Regions from separate parts of the Homo sapiens genome. Here region 2 is linked to region 1. Evidence: read pairs that join two places in POLR2A ChIA-PET (ENCODE). Cell type or tissue: OCI-LY7. All regions are shown on one strand.

Region 1 (4,000 bases):
ATCTCTTGAGCCCAGGTGTTCAAGACCAGCCTGGGCAACATGGCGAGACCCCATCTCTACAAAAAATATAAAAATTAGACAGGCATGGTGGTGCACACCTGTAGTTCCAGCTACTTGGGAGGCTGAGATGGGAGGACTGCTTGAGCCTGGAAGGTCGAGGCTGCAGTGAGCCAAGATCACACCACTGTACCCAAGCCTGGGCAACACAGTAAGACCCTGCCTCCAAAATAATAATAAATAAATAAACAATAAACTTTGAAATATCTGCATCATAACTGGACATCATTACTAAGGTATCCTAATGGCAATCTGTAAATGAAAACAATGTTACTTTGTATAAAAGAAGCAAATACATATTGATGAAGCTTAGTCAGGAATATATAAGACCTAGAGTTTTTTCCTTTAAGTAATATATATAATTGTTAAAGAAAATATAGATAACACCAAAAAGCAGAAAAAAATATTACCCCTTGGATTACCTTTTCTCACCTACCCCTGTAATTTGGGCAAGTTCAGGACCTCCAGATTTTTTCCCACAATTGCCTACTGGGCCCCTTGAAGTCCTGAACACTTGTTCTTACTCACCAGGTTTTGGGTCTCAAACTAGGATCTGATCTTGTTTCCTGGTGAATCTGTCTCAACCAAACAGACGCCATCTGCCCAGGCTGGCAGCTGTCCATGCTTCCTCTCTCTAAGTCCTCCCCAGGTTCCTAGTTTTTCTTTTTGTTGGCACAGTGATAAATGTCAGGAAATCTTGGGTTCAAAAATGGTGGGCAACCACTGTTCCATAAGTATTATATATGATCAGTGTTATTTCTGCTGGTTCACATCAGCTTCTTCTGGCTGTGTTAAAAGCTAGTCTCTTATTACTAAAGCCACCAACCAAATACAGACACTTTAAAAATCAGCATACGGAAAGTATATGTGCTCAGCAAGCAGTCTAAGAGGAGATTGCTTGCTTAGCAGAATATGTCTATTCAGAAGCAAAACTTAAAGGCACACATTTTCTGACTATTATAACCCGAAATAAATTCTCCAGATTTTTCAAAGATTGTGTTTTTTTTTTTTAAACAAACACGTATAAAATATAGGTAAACTATTTTTTCTGGGTCTTGGCCAATGAGTGTCTTTATCATTAAAATGTAAATTTTTATTTAAACTTTTTTTCTGGGTCTTGGCCAATGAGTGTCTTTATCATTAAAATGTAAATAAAAGGAAGAAAACTTAAATCATCATAAGTTATATTCTGGGTCCTCAAGTTTGAAAGTAATACATTTCACATTACATTTCCCAATTAAAAATGAAACCTATCCCCAGGAAGAAAAAATAATTTCCCCCCTAATTTTCCCTGCTCCCCCTTTCTTTCTTTCCACCATCCTCCTTCCCTCCAATATTTACTGAGTGCCTATGCATTTAGGTGCCAAATCGCTGGAATACCAAGACTTCATTACATTGTATGAAGAAGTCTAGTGGTTTCATTTAAATGCAAGTTTTGTATAAAAGCACGTCTATCCTTTTAAAGGACAACTTGTTAAGACATTCATTTGATTCAGCTCAAGAAAATTAACTGAAATCAGCTGAGGCATTGTGACCACACTACAATCCTCCTAGATCAGAGTATGTCAGAGGAAATTATTCTAGCTGGAAGCTCAGAGAAGGAAAGCCTTGTTTCAGAAGAAAGAACCATAGAAAGGAGATTTTCTTTCAGGAAAAAAGTTATTTCATACTATTTCAGAAGAAAAAATTACAGTAGGCTCTTTTGAAAGCCAAGATGGAAGTAATGAGGGACGATTCCTGATCTTGCAGTTAGTACACAAAGCAGTATTGACATGGAGTTACCAACATGACCTCGACTTTCTTAAAATTCAGTTGTGACTAGGATATAGGAAACAGATCAAGAGGCTTTTAGTATTAAGCAAAGAAAAATGTTTCTTGGACATATTATTTCCTTTGTTCTGTATTTGGACACTTATATTCTTATTGTTTAACAAAGTGAATCAACCGTATCTTTTGAATGTGCCTTGTGGTCCTCATGTAAAGTAATGTGATCTTTCACTTGAATTTTTAGAAAACTGCCTCAGTCTGAAAATCATTATTTATAATAACATTATTCCCTATGTTGCATATAAGGTTCAGTACAATCATTATTTATAATAACATTATTCACTATTGCATATAAGGTTCAGTACAATCATTATTTATAGTAACAACACTATTCCCTATGGTTGCATATAAGGTTCATAACCTCTCAGCTTCTAAGTAGCACCACTGCTATTCAAAGCCTGGTGGCCCTGAATCTGTCCACCAAATATACCATACTATCTACTGCAGAATTGCAGCAAAACACCAGAAACGATGAGCTTGTTAAGAAACATTCATAAAATAATATGAAAGCTTTGCTCTGAACTTAGAGAAAGAAAATATAAAAGTAGTTTAAGGAGAGGGAGCCATGAGCTTGTTTAGGCTCAACTAGAGCAAACCATCATCCAGCTATCTCTGTCCTGGTCGGCTATGGTGGAAGGGACTGTGAGTTGCCTACACAATATCCACTCTTCCCACTTCCTGACTTAAAAATATGTTATTTGGAGTGATAATGTCCTCAGCCTAAAGCTTTCCCAACCTCCTTGGTTTCTGGAGGTGTTCAAGGAAGTGTAAGCAGAAGTGGATGGAAGCCAAGGAAGCCCTTTAAAGCAAACTGATTCAGCTGAGAGATAGGTACTTTTGCCATTATACTTTCTTCCATCTTGGAACGTGGACATAATAGCTGGAGCACCAGTGTGGCAGGCCAGCTCTCACTAACGCAGGCCTCCATAACAACTGTTTCAGTACTGACTGAGTGGTTAAGTTAAATATTAAAAGTTAAAAAAGCCAGTGCCCTTATACAAAGGCTGGAATGTAACGAAAGCCCACCAAGAGTTTTGCCTAGGCTTTTCCTGGGCCTTAAAGCATAACAAAATAACAAAGGAATTCTTAACAGGACCCATTTAGGATTAAACGAGTTTTATTGTGGGTCTGAAGAAACTCCCCAGACCTCCACAAACAAGTTTATTGGAGGTCTGAAGGAACTCCCCAAACCTCCGTGATTTAAGCAGGAGACATAATAAGGGTAATCACCCCAGCAGCTGGACCCATTTAGATTAAGTAAATTTACTGAGGCTCCAGAGGAAGGTCTTCAGGACTCAGACCTTAGCTATAGATTAGAAGAAGTTAATCACTTATGTCTTTAGATGAATGCACACTTACACGTAGACATATAGCTTAGAAGGTATATAAGCTCTGGAAAACTGTAATTTTGAGTTGGTCTGGTGATAATTTCCAGGCCTTCCCCCCATAACCAGTTGCAGAAATAAAAACTCTTCCTCCCCAGTTCATCTGCTTCTCGTTATTGGGCCACGAGAAATAGCAGCCCAACCCTCAGTTTGGTCTGGGAACACCAGGAGCATCTTGTGGTCATGAGGAGACATTTGGCATGTAAGCCAGCACCAAGGATGGGAGAAAACAATGTGAGAAGGAACCTGGGCCCCCTGTGACCATGGAGTTGCCATACAAGCCCTGAGCTACTTACCTCTGAACTTCTTTCATGCTTAAGCAACTCTTATTTGAATTTTCTATAAAATGTGATTGAATCCCAATCGTAAGTGATGTCTTATATAATTTTTCAACTCTAATTATCTTCAATATCTTTTTTTGCCAGAAGTTTACAAAAGCTATTAATAAGTTGTATTCTCACTCATAACTTATTTTCTGCCTCGTATTTATGCCTCTCTGCAACTCATCCCCCAACAGCCTCAAATTCATGTCTTTATCTCTCTCAGTTCTACCCAAGACCATAGTAATGCTGACTTCTCCTGGGTTTCACAGCATATAATATTAACAGAGGAAAATGGAATATTAAAGGTAGAAATGAGCAGTAAATGCAAAAGTCAACAGCTTGGACTGGGATGTCAAGGGAAAAAATGTCATGGAAAATTAAAAGTTAAGAACCCTGTCTAGAATCACA
Region 2 (4,000 bases), 61 kb after region 1:
CATGGGGCATTAGAAATATAGAATTTTGTTTTTGCCATATTTTTCATACAATCTTAGCTTAATAACAAAAACACAAATTAGTCACAGGCAGTCATCAGGACAAAAAAAAATCAGAAATATAAATTCTGAATAAGCTATAAACTAGATAACAAGGCCTTGAATAATTCCATTTTCTTAACTTTAAGTTGATATCTAATAAGACAGGAGTGCAACATCGAAACGCTGTCTTGTTTGAATTATAAATCTTCACTTTAAAGCGGCAGATGGAGCGCCTTATGTTCACAGAAAGCAAGCCAAGGGCTCAGAAAAGGTAACCACTCCGCCAAAGGGAAAGACACAAAACAGAAAACATGGCTCTGAACTTATATGCCCTCGAAGGGTTAACAGATGCCTGAATTTGTGAGAATTTTACAGAATTAGAATGGAACTAGTACAAAGTCCTCCAATGTGTTTTCCTTTCTGGGTCATGCAAACACGTACGTTCTACGGAAGATTTCAAGTACAACAAAAAAATCCGGGTTTCCCATCACAGAACCTAAGTCGCCGCATTTCCTCTGGTGTATAACATGTTGTTGATGCAGTTATTGTCCTTTGTTTTTTTTTTAGCTCTGTTTCCTTAAATGCCAAAACTACACACACGAAGTATGTAATACGAACACTGTGACAATGAGGAGATGCAAGTAACATTTTATTCACCTGAAGAAACTAAACCCCAACATTTTGCTTTTTGTCTACAGACACAGTTCCTGTAAACACAGAATCAAATACGGTGCGCGTAGAAAATAAAAAGATCCTCCCACACTATGGCACTTCCTTCAATGGAGGCTACTCGGGAGGCTGAGGCAGCGAATTGCTTGAACCCGGGAGGCGGGGTTGCATTGAGCTGAGATTGCGCCACTGCACTCCAGCCTGGGCGACAGAGCGAGACTCCGTATCAAAAAACAAACAAAACAACAACAACAACAACAAACAAGATGTTGTATTCTTGACATTTAGGCATTTTCTAAAATATTACATTTTTTATAAAATTTCTCTGCCATGGAAAAAAAATCCACCTTTGCCAGAGCAAAGGAAGCCAGTGAAAGAAGTAATTCATTGGGAGTATAATTATAAGCATTTAGCATTGTTTTGAACATGAGAAAAAGGCAAGCTTTCATCTAACAGATTTTCATAATCTCAAGAAATAATTCATCTGCCATTTATTTTCAGGGAAATGTGGTGCTTCTTGGAAGAAGCCCAGAGGATCCTGCTGTTAAACCAAGACCCATGCAGGAAAAAAAAATTATCCACTCCACAATAACATGGCAGGTAACACAAAGGCAGTGGTACTTCTCCAGCCGGGAGAGGCCCCCTCAAAACAGGAACTCCTGCCGGCTGACTTAATTACAGCACAGCAAGGGAATCCACTACAAAGGCAGGAGCCACTGAACAGAGAGCTGCTGAGATCCGTCCTCGGTACACGGACAGATGGTTCTGCTGCTTCTCGGCTGGTATAAGACCTTATAGAAGACTCTGAAAACTGAAACACGCCAACAAGTTTTCTGTTACCAGTATTTTTTTTTTAACTCTGTGCCCAGGCCAGGAGCGGTGGCTCACGCCTGTAATCTCAGCGCTTTGGGAGGCCGAGGCGGGCGGATCGCGAGGTCAGGGGTTTGAGCATCCTGGCCAACATGGTGAAACCCCGTCTTTACTAAAAATACAAAAATCAGCTGGGCGTGGTGGCGCTTGTCTGTAGTCCCAGCTACTTGGGAGGCTAAGGCACGAGGAATCGCTCGAACCCAGGAAGAGGAGGTTGCAGTGAGCCGAGATTGCACCACTGCGCTCCAGCCTGGCGACAGAGCGAGACTCCGTCTCAAACAAACAAATAAACAAAAAAACCCTTTGTGCCCACCGTATGCTAGCGTAAAAGTAATCTGAATTTGAAAGTCAATCAGCAAGTATTTACTGAGCGACGTGTAAGGGATAAGGAAAAGGTCTAAAGCAGCTTATCTAGTTTAGGGACATGGATTAAACTCTGATTTAATTTTAGGGCTTTTGACTTTTTCATCATCACACACAGACACACACAAACACACACACACAAAATTAGAGGAGAGGCCATGAAAGCACTGCCTTGAAAATTCTCAGACAAATTTACAGAAACAGAGTGAGTCCATGTAAGAAACCTGACCTTATACACAGGGACGATGCACTGAAACCTGTTTCACAGCAAAGGGAACTGAAAGTTTCTAAAGCAGTCACCACAGCAGCCACGTGGCTTAGAACACAAAACAGACAGCCCCCTAAATTATGAAGTCATACACACAGCTGCTAAATAACAGCACTGAGTAAACTCTATCTTGTAAAAAATGTTTAAACAAAATGAAAATTTAACTACAAACATTATTTATGGAATTAATATACATGCAAATTTTCTGCATGCAAACTCTACCTTCCTGGTCACTTTGAAGGATATAAATTAATCAAAATCACAAAATTCTTCAATCTTATGTAAGAATGTACAATAATGCCACTGAAGCAATTTAGAACTTACAATGCCCATAGCATAGAATCTATTATATATAGATATCTAATTATATCTATCTAAACACATACATATACAGATGCTCCTCAACTGATGATGAGATTATGTCCTAGTAAACCCATCATAGTTTGAAAAATATCATAAGTCAAAAATACATTTAATACGCCTAACCTATCAAATACAGCTTACTTAGCCTCACCTACCTTAAACATGCTCAAAACACTTACATTAGCCTATATTTGGGCAAAAATCACCTAACACAAAGCCTATTTAAAGTAAAGTGTTGAATAGCTCATGTAATTTGTTGACTGGTGTACTGAAAGTGAAAAACAGAATAGACGTGTGGGCACCCAAAATATGGTTTATATAAAGTCAAAAAATTATAAAGTCAAAAAATAATTATAAAGTCAAAAAATCATTAAGATGAACCATCGTTAAGTCAGGGACCATCTGCATACATATATAAATACATACACATACATATTCCTATTTAATACTGATATCAACTCTATAAACTAAAAATGCACAGCTTGGTGAGTCTGAATGAGTTAATATATTTAAAGCACTTGGAGAACTTCTATCAATACAAGCTTTGAAGTCACACTGCCTGACTGAGATTTTGGTTCCATCGCTAGACAAATTAATTTATCTGTGCTGCAATTTTCTCATCTATGTAAGTGGAAATAATAATAAAAGCCTCTACTTCATAGGCTAATGAGGCATATGCTATCTGGCATATTAAATATCTAGCACAATACCCAGTATGTGGTAGGCAATGAACACAAGCGAGCTATTTTTAAACTTTATATATTTGGCCAGGCACGGTGGCTCACGCCTGTAATCTCAGCACTTTGGGAGGCCAAGGCAGGCGGATTGCCTAAGCTCAGGAGTCCGAGACCAGCTTGGCCAACATAGCAAAACCCTGTCCCTACTAAAAACACCAAAAATTAACCAGGCATGGTGATGCGTGCCTGTAATCCCAGCTACTTGGGAGACTGAGGCAGGAGAATCGCTTGAACCTGGGAGGCGGAGGTTGCAGTGAACTGAGATCGCGCCACTGCACTCCAGCCTAGGAGACAGAAGGAGACTCTGTCTCAAAAAAAAAAAAGTTTTTATATTTGGCCTCCAGTAATGGAGGCCTTTTTACAAAGGGAATCCGAATTAAAACTTGGGTCTCCTGATAAATTTGAGAATACTTTCTACAGCCATGCTGCTGGGAACCATACAAAGGAGGCATTTAATCAAACTGATACGACTAAGTATTATTATGATACAGTAGCAAAAAGTAACAATGGTTGCACATGATGACACTAAATGCCAAAATCTTTACATGATGTCAGAAGATAAGGTCAAGTGCTCCTTCAGAACATATGCCCTACAACACGTTACCTTGTTCTTTTCTGCTATGATTCTCTTTGTAAAAAGTTATATATCTGAGTAATAAATTGCTACACTAAGTATCTGAGAGTACTGCTT

What was found. ChIA-PET counts read pairs that join two places held together with the same protein. Peaks named below come from ENCODE experiments on the same cell type or tissue, not always from the same donor. Only the 100,000 strongest peaks of a DNase experiment are listed, where the experiment ranks them.
Region 2: POLR2A ChIA-PET joins it to region 1 with 5 read pairs; 4 of 35 experiments call an interaction of 5 or more read pairs at or near these places.

The regions. Positions count from the first base shown.
Region 1 is chr12:32,198,852-32,202,851 of GRCh38, reverse strand. The region is part of intron 1 of BICD1 (BICD cargo adaptor 1); the gene reads right to left. Among named protein-coding and RNA genes, the nearest start is that of BICD1-AS1, 93 kb to the right of the region's middle. In OCI-LY7, no CTCF peak of the experiment used is centred here; no DNase peak of the experiment used is centred here.
Region 2 is chr12:32,137,436-32,141,435 of GRCh38, reverse strand. The region is part of intron 1 of BICD1 (BICD cargo adaptor 1); the gene reads right to left. Among named protein-coding and RNA genes, the nearest start is that of BICD1-AS1, 32 kb to the right of the region's middle. RefSeq lists an enhancer at 1,441-1,490. In OCI-LY7, CTCF peaks have their summits at 1,225 and 1,438; DNase peaks (open chromatin) are centred at 1,425, 1,705 and 2,225; H3K4me3 peaks cover 3,697 bases; H3K27ac peaks cover 4,000 bases.